2 separate regions of the Homo sapiens genome follow, and region 2 is linked to region 1. A link is a contact called in ENCODE Hi-C data. All regions are on one chromosome and are shown on one strand. The core of a region is the stretch at or near the end of the contact, and the rest is flanking DNA. Distances in the headings are between cores, read along the strand shown. Region 1 has its middle 160 kb from the start of LINC01913. Region 2 overlaps SLC8A1 (solute carrier family 8 member A1).

Region 1 (5,752 bases), core at 1,557-4,056:
TTTAATGCCAAGAATATTGGGAGATAAATAGAGGTGATAAAATAAATAAATCCATGGTATCAATATTTTTAAGTGGCTTAAGGAATCTGATACATCAAAGCATCTGGCAGATTAGTCTGATCATCCCAATTTATATATAAATAATTGATTTTTAGATATGATTTTAAGTTAAAAGATATAAATGATTTGCTTATGTTTGTATATACTATTAGAATATATCAAAGAACTTGAGATTTACAATATTTATAAACGTACTAAATTAACTAGAGCATTTTAGGTACTTACAGATGAATAACTTGTTAAGTGTTTGGCTCTTCAGAAAAGCAAGTCCATTAAAGTTTAAAATGTTTAAGGGAGCAAAATTAATCAAGTTAATTAATAAACTCTTTTAAAGTGATTGGTAACATTTACTGGATTTATAAATAGTAATTATGAGTTGAGTAATCATTGTTCAATTGAAAATATTTTTAGTTGGTAATTTTAATACACCAAATTCTGATTTAGAAAACAAAAATAACTGCAAATACACTTCTCTGTGAACGTCAGCCCCAGTGCCACTAAAATTCACATGACCTCTCTGACCCTGTGTTTCCTTTGATTCTGGGGTCTCAGCATTTGATCTCTGCAGAACAATAATCCTGATCCGTAAGAGTTAGCTTTTCAGAAGGAGGAAAAATCATTTACACATCAAATGTGAATCTACTTCCTTACTATATTTAATCTCCAGGAATGGACTCATAAAATAATAAAAGCCCCAGTTCAAATTAGTATCTGGTATTTCATTCCATTATCAAAAACCATGACCACATAATCTACTGGTTGGTAGAAAGGGAAGTCCTTCTCTGTTTAGACTTGAGCTCTGTGTAGATCAAGTTATGGTTGTCTGGATTGCCATCTGTATTAATCAAAATTAATACACAGAGGTTCTCTCACTCCATGTACATTTAATTTTTTAGAAAGGCTAAAACACATGGTTGCAGAATCAAATATAAATATTTACAACTGGAGTCCAATATAATCAGAGCTGATGGAAGATGGAACTTAGACAGAGGAAGGAAATGTATAGAATGTGGTAGGAATGGTAACATCCTAAAATGAGGGGTTAAGACATATAATTGAGATATTATTGAAGCTAAAGAACCAGAAACAAAGCTTCAAGGACATTATTTAAAGTTATAAAAGTAACTGGCTGGGTGCAGTGGCTCGCACCTGTAATACCAGCACTTTGGGAGGCAGAGGCATGCGGATCACCTGATGTCAGGAGTTCGAGACCAGCCTGGCCAACATGGTGAAACCCAGTCTCTACTAAAAATACAAAAAATTACCCAGGCTTTGTGGCAGGCACCTGTAATCCCAGCTACTTGGGAGGCTGAGACAGGAGAATCTCTTGAATCTGGAGGCAGAGGTTGTAGTAAGCCAAGATCACGCCATTGCACTCCAGCCTGGGCAACAAGAGTCAAACTCCGCCTCAAAAAAATAAATAAATAAATAAATAAATAAAAATAAAGTTATAAAAGTAGCCAATAAAAGAACTAAAATTATAAGTATAAATTATGTATAATACAAATACATGTATATATCTAAAAGCATTAGAAAGAAAACATGAGGAGAGAGCTGTGTGTAAGCAACCTTTTTTTCCTATCAAAGACGAAATACATGTTATTACATAATATATATCTAAATAACTACACACTATATATTATAAATCAAGAAATATTACCTGGAGGGCCACTGTGCAATATAGTGGCCACCAATCACATGTGGGTGTTGGGCACTTAAATTGTCATCTGCTGCAAGTTTAAAATATACAACCAATTTCAAAAACAACATAAAAATGAAAACTATCTCATTAATAATCTTTATATTATGTGTTGAAATAATATATTGGATATACTAGGTTAAATTAAATATATTATTAAAATTCGTTTTATATGTGTACTTTTACTTTTTTGGTGTGCCTGTAATTTAAAATGGTATATATGGCTCACATTAGATTTCCATTGGACAGGACTAATCTAGAGTTTTGGCACTAAACATCAGCACTAAAAATACAAGTAGTTACAAGAAGTGGCCTCCAGGAACCAGAACTGAGGGAAGAAGCTACACGGGACTGGAGCCAGTTGCTTTTCTCAGAAACCCTTCTGTAATATTTGAATCATTATCTTAAGCATACCTTTCTTTGCAAATTTAAAAAGATTAAAATGTCATAAATGTAGAAAGCAAATAAGGCCATAAAGGTAAAAATAATAATAATAATAATTGTGATGAGAGGGCAGGAGACGGGGTGGGAGGGAATATGGCTGTGATGGACATCATCCACGTGCAGGACAGAATCACAGAGGCCACCCTGTAGGTCAGCCTGGCAGCATTCAGCGTCCTTGTGGGCTGGCCCATGTCAGTAGCTTTCACGAACAAAACACAGTCACCCAGGCCAGGTGCAGTGGCTCACACCTGTAATCCCAGCACTTTGGGAGGCCGAGGCGGGCGGATCACGAGGTCAGGAGATCAAGACCATCCCGGCTAAAACGGTGAAACCCCGTCTGTACTAAAAATACAAAAAATTAGCCGGGCGTAGTGGCGGGCGCCTGTAGTCCCAGCTACTCGGGAGGCTGAGGCAGTAGAATGGCGTGAACCTGGGAGGCGGAGCTTGCAGTGAGCCGAGATCCCGCCACTGCACTCCAGCCTGGGCGACAGAGCGACACTCTGTCTCAAAAAAAAAAAAAAAAAAAAAAAACCACACACACAGAGTCACCCAGTCTCATTTCAGTTTCAGTTTCATCTTTGTCAGGCCCAGCCTTGGTCTCCAGTCCTGACTCTTATAATGACCTTTCTCTCCACCCCACGGCCCAATAGTCACATCTTCCACATTGTCCTAGAAATCATGTCATTTCCAATTTCTAGAAGGTCCTTGGCATCCAAAGCAATTCTGGGGTCCTGAGTCAACATCTTCCTCCTATAACCTCTTTCTCTTTTTCCTGTTTTTCCAAAAGGAAACCAATGCTCCTAAAAGTATTTTCTTAAGCAAGCTCTCAGTTGCAGAGAGCTCTGAGTCCCTAACATTTGGACCTTTTACTGTTTTCTCACATGTTAAACACTGTATCCCAATGTCTAAAATAGTAAGAAGGTCAATCCACACAGAAAATGCATTCGTGCAGTAAAAATTTATGAATGCCTACGGGTGCTGAGCACTGATCCAGGGAGCGGTACTCCAGGTAATATTTCTTGATTTATAATACATAGTGTGTAGTTATTAGATATATTATGTAATAACATGTATTTTCCTCTTTGACAAGGGATGGCAATGAACAAGACATCATCTGCTCTCTTAGAACTTACCTTTAGTGGGAGAGACAGATAAAAAGTAAACAAATATATACATAACTTTAAGTAATACATGCTTTTTATATTTTTATAATTTCATCAGAAAAATATGTAGATTAATGAGAGAGAGGGTGACGGGGTGAGGGGCAGAGGTGTCTATTTTAGAGATTTCTTACTGAGAAAGTGTGATTGGAGGGGACACTGAATGGAAAGGACCTAGCTACGCAAAAACCTGTAAGGAAGGTAAGTAACATTCCAAGTAAAGGGTGGCAGTGTCACAGGGCTTCAGATGGGAACGGACTCAGAGTATACAAAAGCTGCACGAAGGCAGGTGGGGCTGAGAAGAGCAGGTGAGGAGCAGAGCGGAGCCAGAGAGGCACAGAGGCAGCCTGCAACTGAGGGAGGGCTCTGTGGGCCCTGGTGAGGACTAGATTTTATTCCAAATACCACGGACTCTAGCAGGTTTGGAGCAAGGAGTGAATTGGCAGGACTTTTGATTTACTGACTGGTTTTCTTTCAGAACTATAAGTAATTAGTAAAATAAGTAAATTTTTTTTAAAAACCCTCCCCTTTTTTCCTTCTTTACTTTCAAAGTTAATTAAATAACAAGCATTAAGCCAGGCACAGTGGCTCATGTCTGTAATCCCAGAGTTTTGGGAGGCCAAAGTGGGATAATCACTTGAGGCCAGGAGTTCAAGACCACCCTGGGCAACATAGCGAAACCCTGTCTCTACAAAAATAAAAATTAGCTGGGCATGGTGATGTGCACCTGTAGTCCCAGCTACTCAGGAGGCTACAGTGGGAGGATGCTTGAGCCCAGGAGTTCAAGGCTGCAGTGAGCTAGGATTGTGCCACTGAGACCCTATCTCTAAAACAAAAAGTAGTAAAAAATAGGAATTATTAAATCAGAATTCATTATTCAGAATAAATTTTGAATTACCCTGGATCAACAAACAGACAGCTGACACTTATAGGACTGTCATTTTTCACTGCTGTATGCCCTTTGCAGGGGAACTTGGGTTTCGTACCTAATGTTTTCCAACTTAAGTTTTTACTGAGCCCTTTCTACAGAGCAGTACTGTGCTAGGCACTTGTTTACATGACCCCATCTCATTCGCAAAACATCCCTGTGATTAGTAAAATTACCCCAGTCCATATTTGAAGAAACAAATGCAGAGATGAAACTACTTGTCTCAGATTTTATGTCAATAAATGGCAGAGCCTAGATGCACACAGCTTTTCTGATGCAAAGCTCCACGCCACACTGTTTTTTATAGCCCTCTTATCAGCCATAATAGGTTTTTCTAGCATTTTAAAGGACAAATATCGAAATGAATCATCTATTTCGAGTTAAATAGTGGTTAATTGTCATCAGTTCCTGACAGTAAGTTAGAGATTCAGCAACGTAGGATAATTTGCTTGCAATTATGCAATTTGGTAGTGGCCAAGCTGGGATAATTATTAGATTTTCCCAAATGCTCCCATTGTTATTCAAGCCCATCTTTGAAAATTCAAAAGCAGAAAGACATAAATTAAACCTAAGGAGGAACCTGAGTTTCAAAGGAATAAAGGTTAATGAAGCTGTAGATATGCTCACACAAAAAGCAGTTGCATCCACAAAAATAAGAATATTCAAAGTGTGAGGCTAAAGCAGAGATGTGGGAGAGCGTATTATGAAGTAGAGGCAGCAACTGGGTGGGTGGATGGACATGCATGAACAGGAAGCCTGGTACCATGCCAGGCTAGTACCTCAATTCAACTGAGTAATCAAGGTTCCTACAGATTAGTCATTACAAACTGTTCACCAGGACAAACTGTGCTTTAAATTGATTGCATGCTTATCTTGTGTTTTACCTGTAATTTTTCAACAAGATTTGTGTCATATTGACCAGAGTATATCAATCTTGAAAAAGCTGATAAAAAAGTGTATTTTTATTAAGATTTATAAAAATAATATATTGCATATCACGACTGCTCATACAACTCTGTTGAAGCATTGCCACTGAGGTAAATGGAGAGAAAAATTCTATTACAATACTACATGCTTTACTGCACTAATATTTTCCCGTTGATTTTAAGCTGTATTGAAAAGCAAACTGGACCCTTCAGGAGTCATTTGTTGTAGCATTTGAAAAAAGCATTGATTTTAACATGGGGGCATATAATCAAGTTTCAGAAACATTCACATTGAGATGAGCTTTGAAAGGTTATTTGTCAGTGTTTCATTTGTCCAACCTCTGAATATTAAATTTTTAAGTCTTTCTCCCTTATCCTCTATCTCATGTCTAAAGTAATTTCCTTTAGAATTATGTCATTATTTTAAAATTGCCAACTTACCATGTTTCTTATTTCATCTTTCACATACAGAATTAAAATAACTAATAAGGTGAAGAAATATGGAGAATTTTTTAATTGCTTAAATTATAATGGT
Region 2 (6,083 bases), core at 3,179-5,678, 1.4 Mb before region 1:
ACAGAAGGACAATGAGATTCTATGTATCAGCCTAAAGATATTCATCTGAAAAATATGCCATATGTAAATTAAAAACAATGATGGAATCCTGCTGCATGAATATCACAGTTCAAGGTGCAAGAATAGAGGAAGAGAAAGTTACTATAATAAAAACCATAATATATGGTTTATACTTATAATAACACATATTTACATGGTATGGTTATAACACTTGCTTTGTCAGTTTGTCACTCTGACAAGTTACTTGCCCTCTCTATGCCTGTTTTTTTTTTATTTTTAAAACAGAGATAGTGCTGGGCACGGTAGCTCACGCCTATAATCCCAGCACTTTGGGAGGCCAAGGCGGGCGATCACTTGAGGCCAGGAGTTTGAGACCAGCCTGGCCAACCTGGTGAAAAACCGTCTCCACTAAAAACACAAAAATTAGCCAGGCGTGGTGGTGGGTGCCTGTAATCCCAGCTATTCAGGAGGCTGAGGCAGGAGAATCACTTGAACCTCGGAGGCAGAGGTTGCAGTGAGCTGAGATACGACCACTGCCCTCCAGCCTGGGCAACAGAGTGAGACTCTGTCTCAAGAAAAAAAACCAAAACAGATAATAATAAAATAATAGCAAAAGTAGCTACCTTATAAGGTTTTCATAAAAATTAGGTGGAATAATCACTGCAAAGACCTTAGCCCAGCATCTGAAATGTCATAAACAGTCAACAAATAATGGCTGTAATAAAATCAATAATACTTATCATTTGACTACATAAATAAACCAAAAACTAGGAACAAAAGCAATATACGTACATATAAACATATGTATAAATATATATATATGTGTGTATATATATATATATATATATATATATATATATATATTTGTAACATATGGTTGCTTACTATGTGCAGGGCACTGTCCTAAGGATATAAAAGCTTTACATCTAAAATGTATTTAATTTTAACACCAACATCATAACATAAATATGTTGTTATCCCCATTTTACATACAGAGAAACCAAGGCAAAGTAACTTATGTAAGTCTACATGATAGAACTAGGATTTGACCAGGTTATCTGTAGGTATCTCAGTATTTCCTGAAGTGACTGAATAATTTTTTTGTTTTTATAACCTTGTTTATCACATCACTGGTTTTTACACTTTTAATATACAATGGTTATTTTTGTAGACATTAACTCTATAATTTATTTACCTGTATCTCTAAAAAAGGGCATCACAGGCTGGGTGCAGGGGCTCACACCTGTAATCCCAGCACTTTGGGAGGCCGAGGCGTGTGGATCATGAGGTCAAGAGATAGAGACCATCCTGGCCAACATGGTGGAACCCCATCTCTACTAAAAATACAAAAATTAGCTGGGCATGGTGGTGCGCACCTGTAATCCCAGCTACTTGGGAGGCTGAGGAGGAAGAATTGCTTGAACCTGGGAAGCGGAGGTGGCAGTGAGCCAAGATCGCGCCACTGCACTCCAGCCTGGCGACAGAGCGAGACTCTGTCTCAAACAAAACAAAACAAAACAAAACAAAACAAAACAAAAAGAAAGAAAAGCCATCACAAAATGATAAGGGGAGAGTAGAGTAACTTTGCATATTATTCATTCACATGTGCAAATAAAAGGATCTAATGCCAAATGTGGGCAAAGCGACATACCTCAGTGTGAGAGAGTAAGTGCTGGAGGCTAAGGGCATTGTGGTCTCTCCTTCATTTTCTCTTATGAGGCACACTGATGGGGTACGTGGACTTAGGACAAGATGGCACTTCATCTCGCTTTTCTTTCTGCATACCTTGCTCTTAGTCTTCTACTAATGCCACAATGAAAAAAACAGAAACCCCCACTTGACATCTAAACTCTTTAAAAACATGTAAAATTTAAATCAGTATTATTTATTAAAAGGTTTTTTTTAAATTATTATTTGGTAATGATTTACCCTAAAATTTTTTGACTTCTCTTCAAAGCCCAGATGCTTAAATATTGCTTACTTTGGGTCTTAATGGTTATTCCAGAGCCATGGAATTTTAAATTTGATCTCAGATTTTTAAGATGTGACAGCTTGATTATTTTACAAGGCCAAAACCCTGATTCAAGCCTGCAATTTTAAGAATCAAAACTGTTTTCCCATTGATGAAGACATTTTGAAATGTGTGGTCCATAGCTATTTATGAGTAGTTTACAGCTGTTGTCTCTTTGTGCCCAAGACCATGGAGAATCCAGGAGCCGATCTGATCCTCCTGGGACTGCTATTAATATCACTTTCACTTTAGACAGCTTTGCCTTCAACTAGCAATTTTCTGGCTCCCTTATACTACATTGTAGCCTCACAGCATTCAAGCAGGCACAGGGCACTTGGACAATTTAGCAATAATCTATAATACAGATTTTTGAAAGAAGCGATTTGTTCAAATGCTGCTAAAACAGAAAGTGGCTCTTGAATACCAAAGTGGGTGCCAGAAACTGAGAAAAAATTCCTTAAACTAGGATCTTTAGTATAAGGAGAAGTGATTAGAATAATATCAATTTGGGGCACTGTGACATCTGAAACATAATGGAACAATTCCTAATTGTTATTGAGGAAGAAAGCAAGACCTATTAAGGCAAACCAACCAACTTTCATTGCACAGGGACATAATTTCGGAGATGCTATATTTGATTCCATGTTTGATAGGGTCTGGCATATCTCTTCCCAAGTGTGCTCTGGAAATCCTATTTCAGTCCTTCTTTTAGGGGAAGAAGTCATTACATCAGCCTTGTAAAGTACACTGGCATGCAAAGTAAAATCTGTTACTAGGGTGAAAAGTTGGTACATTCTGTTTTTTTGAGGGGAGGTGAGCTCTCACGTGCCCCCAACATGCACAGTTCACTAAAAATCTGTAGCTCACCAATCTCCTATTGTATGCATTTGTTATTTAGTCTTCAGCTCTCCTACATTTTCTTTGTTTCTTTATCTATTAAACTTTTAAAAATTGTTCCCTGCCTCTTTTCCATTCTGATTTTAAAAATTCTGATTAATATACAATTGCATCTGTATTGGCAGACCATGTAGATACAGCATTTGTAAATTGCAAGCTATGGAGTACACTGAATACCATATTAAGGAGTTAGTGAAAATGAAAAGAACTTTAAACCCTAGCCTTTTAGATAGATTTCTGCTTTTAAAGATTATCTCTGGATTGCAAAAACAGACATGAATATTGATAGTGTAAACCTGACTAAAATATGACTCTAAAATATGAATGTCTGCCATTATAAAAGAATCTAATGATAAAACCTGAGGAAATAAACACTAAAAAAAAAAAAAAAAAAAAAAGGTTGTTTTCTCTTCCTTAAAAGTCCTGAAATTTAATTTTACCATTCTGTCACAGGATAAAACATCTGTCCTAATGGAAAAGTAACAAAAACCCATTTTCTGAAAAGCCCCACAGATAATTTTTCACATGAGTACATGGAAATATCTATTCCATTTTTGGATAACTATTCTTTCTTGATGTAAAACACTGGTGGTCAAAATATACAAATATCACATTTGCCTTCAATCATAAAACTCTGATAAGCACACAAATTGCAATACCATCATGCTAAATTAACTAATTCATTTATTAATCATTTTCTTTGAAAGCAGAGTGACATTCAGGCACTGGGAATGCTGAAATAAAAGATTGAATCCCTGCCTTCTGGGGTCTTACACTTCAGCAAAGAGGTCACACATCAATAATTAATATATGATGTCACAGATATAAATACAGAAATGAAGTAAAAAGAGACAATGAATCCAGACCAAAAGTTTCAAGAAAGGCTCCTAAGAAGAGGTGACATCTGAATGGAGTCTTTGAAGACCCTGTAACAATAGCCAGGCAAAGGTGCTCTAGGCAGGAAGAATGTTTTGTGCAAAAGCAGAGGTGGGTAAAACATGACTTCAGTTCTCTCAAATAGAATTAATCAATCTCTTTATACAGTAACTCAGCACGTTGTCTGTACTTCTGTTAGCATGAATAGAATGAATTTTTATTGCTTATCTTTCCTGGTGGACTGTAGCCTACTAGAAGCAGGCTGATACATCTTTGTACCTCCCATTTGTCTTGCACTTATAACTTGCCTGCTTAGTTTTGATGGAATGAGCCAATGAATGACAGTAAGATTTCACAAGAGTCACCTGTGAAACATACTTCACCAAAGCACCCATGGTAGCACTTATTAACAAACGGAGTTTACCAGGGATGGGGCAGAAGAAAGTCTTAGCTTTTCAAAGAATTTCATTCCTGAGACATTTTTGTGGTCATGTATTTAAAAAAAAAGGGTTGGGGGGGTGCTCTGAGAAATGTGCTCTCAGATGGCACAGCTGGAATGAGAGAAATGGGAACTGTTTTCCATTTTACATAGTTTCTGGAAAGGGCAATAAGAACAAAAAAAGCAACACTGTTGGTCAGCATTCTCAGTGCCTGAGTTGAAAGGTGCTATAAACAGAGAAAAGTCTCATAGGCCAACTCTATGCAGGCTATGTGCCAAGAATAGCTACAAAGTGGCAAGTTAAATCAGCCAGGGCTTGTGAGCTGTCTCAGGACTTGAGTCCCAACTTGCACTCGTGAAAGTTATGCTGCAAAGGGAGCTACCTTTCCCCAGCACTGCCTGGGGCCTTGGCAAGTCTAATGGAGAATGAGTTTGATTTCAAGCCCTGCTCCCTTCAGGCAACTTACAAAGAAAAGCTGTTAAGTCTGTGGAGCTGGGAATGTCTGGAAAGAGTGAAGACCCATCATTTAAAACTGATTTCTTTTTAAGGAAGTAGAGCAGAGAGCAGTGATTACTTCAACACCCATTCTCAGGGGAATTTCTGTAAGCCGGAATCAGCTAATGATGGTTAATAAAGGTAAATGTTCCCTGATTCTCAGGAAGTGATTCTTCATCCTGGGGCTTTTTGAAGACTCTGTCTTCACTTGAATTTTGGGTGGAATAAAGCCCTCCTGGATTTATCCTAATCTAATACTCAAAGTTGGTAGTTCACAGGAGTCTGTTTATTCTTCTAGAAAAGTATAACAGTGGATTAGCTACTGGCTTCTATCCCTTCAGCACAGCTCCCCCACACAAGAGCGTACCTTTAATGACTGATGCTGGTGTATCAAATTGTGTCCTCTCCTTCTAATAACAAAATAATGAAATACAGTAAAATGCCACTTTTTCTGACTTTTTTTTTCTTCTAGGACATGTATGTTTCTTACCTCATTCAGAGGCATGCTGGGAAATTTAACTAAATCTGAAAGAAAAACATTCTGTAAATCCTTAAGACTGGATTAGTAATAAGGAGTAATTTCTGATCTGGAATAAAATCCAGAATTCAGCTTGCTCACCCCAGACACAAAACACAATAAAAAGAATGGTTGTTACAGTTACTAAACGAAGGATCTTTTCACACTCAGCAAGGGTAAAGACTGTCTCTTCTGTATCTCTGTATTACCCAAGACATTGAGCATCCATCTTACTGATACAAAGGATGTCTAGTTTGAAAGTTTGCCTATGTACATTTGTTTACGCACTCAGGCATATACAGACTGCCAACTTTATTATTACCCAAGATTAAAAATAAAAAATAGACCTTGCTCTCAAGAGATTTCCTTTCCGTTAACTGCAATGCTAAGTGAGATGCATCAGTTTCATTTTTGCACGCTCCTTTGCTCCGTTTAGTACCGAAATAAAAACATGACGTAGCTTTTGGGGCCGGGGAGGAATCTCATTCTTGCAGGAAATAATTGCCAGGAATTTTAAAGAGTGTCATCATTTTCTCTGTGTCCAGTCCTGCCCAGTAACAGAGAACAGCTATTAAAAGTATCCAAATGCTGGCTGCAAGGAGAAGTTGAACTCTGAACCACTATAAACCCAATCAGATGCAGACATTCTTCCCATCCCATACCCCGGACTCCCAGTGAATCTTGAAGACCCTGGGGTTAGCCTTATCATTTATTCGTCTGTATAGTGATGGCCTGTGCTAATGCCCAAATGATCCTGACTTATTAAAGGTTCTTCCTGAAAAGACATGATTTTTATTAGTTCACCACAACTTATTCTCAAAAAAGCATTTATTCTTTATCAAGCCAC

What was found. A loop is a pair of places that touch in the nucleus more often than their neighbours do. Pooled maps may share reads with other maps.
Region 2: a pooled map shows a loop between it and region 1 (2.1-fold over the local background). The contact joins two enhancer-like sites. A Hi-C loop is called at or near these places in 2 of 37 single-sample maps with no recorded cell type and 2 of 50 pooled maps.

Annotation. Positions count from the first base shown.
Region 1 is chr2:41,713,030-41,718,781 of GRCh38, forward strand. No RefSeq gene overlaps it. Among named protein-coding and RNA genes, the nearest start is that of LINC01913, 160 kb to the right of the region's middle. RefSeq lists an enhancer at 2,800-2,909. Within about 2 kb of position 2,807, at least 5 of the 41 ENCODE cell types and tissues checked have a DNase peak (open chromatin) inside an H3K27ac peak, as active enhancers do.
Region 2 is chr2:40,276,968-40,283,050 of GRCh38, forward strand. All of the region lies in intron 2 of SLC8A1 (solute carrier family 8 member A1), which reads right to left. Among named protein-coding and RNA genes, the nearest start is that of SLC8A1, 170 kb to the right of the region's middle. Within about 2 kb of position 4,429, at least 11 of the 41 ENCODE cell types and tissues checked have a DNase peak (open chromatin) inside an H3K27ac peak, as active enhancers do.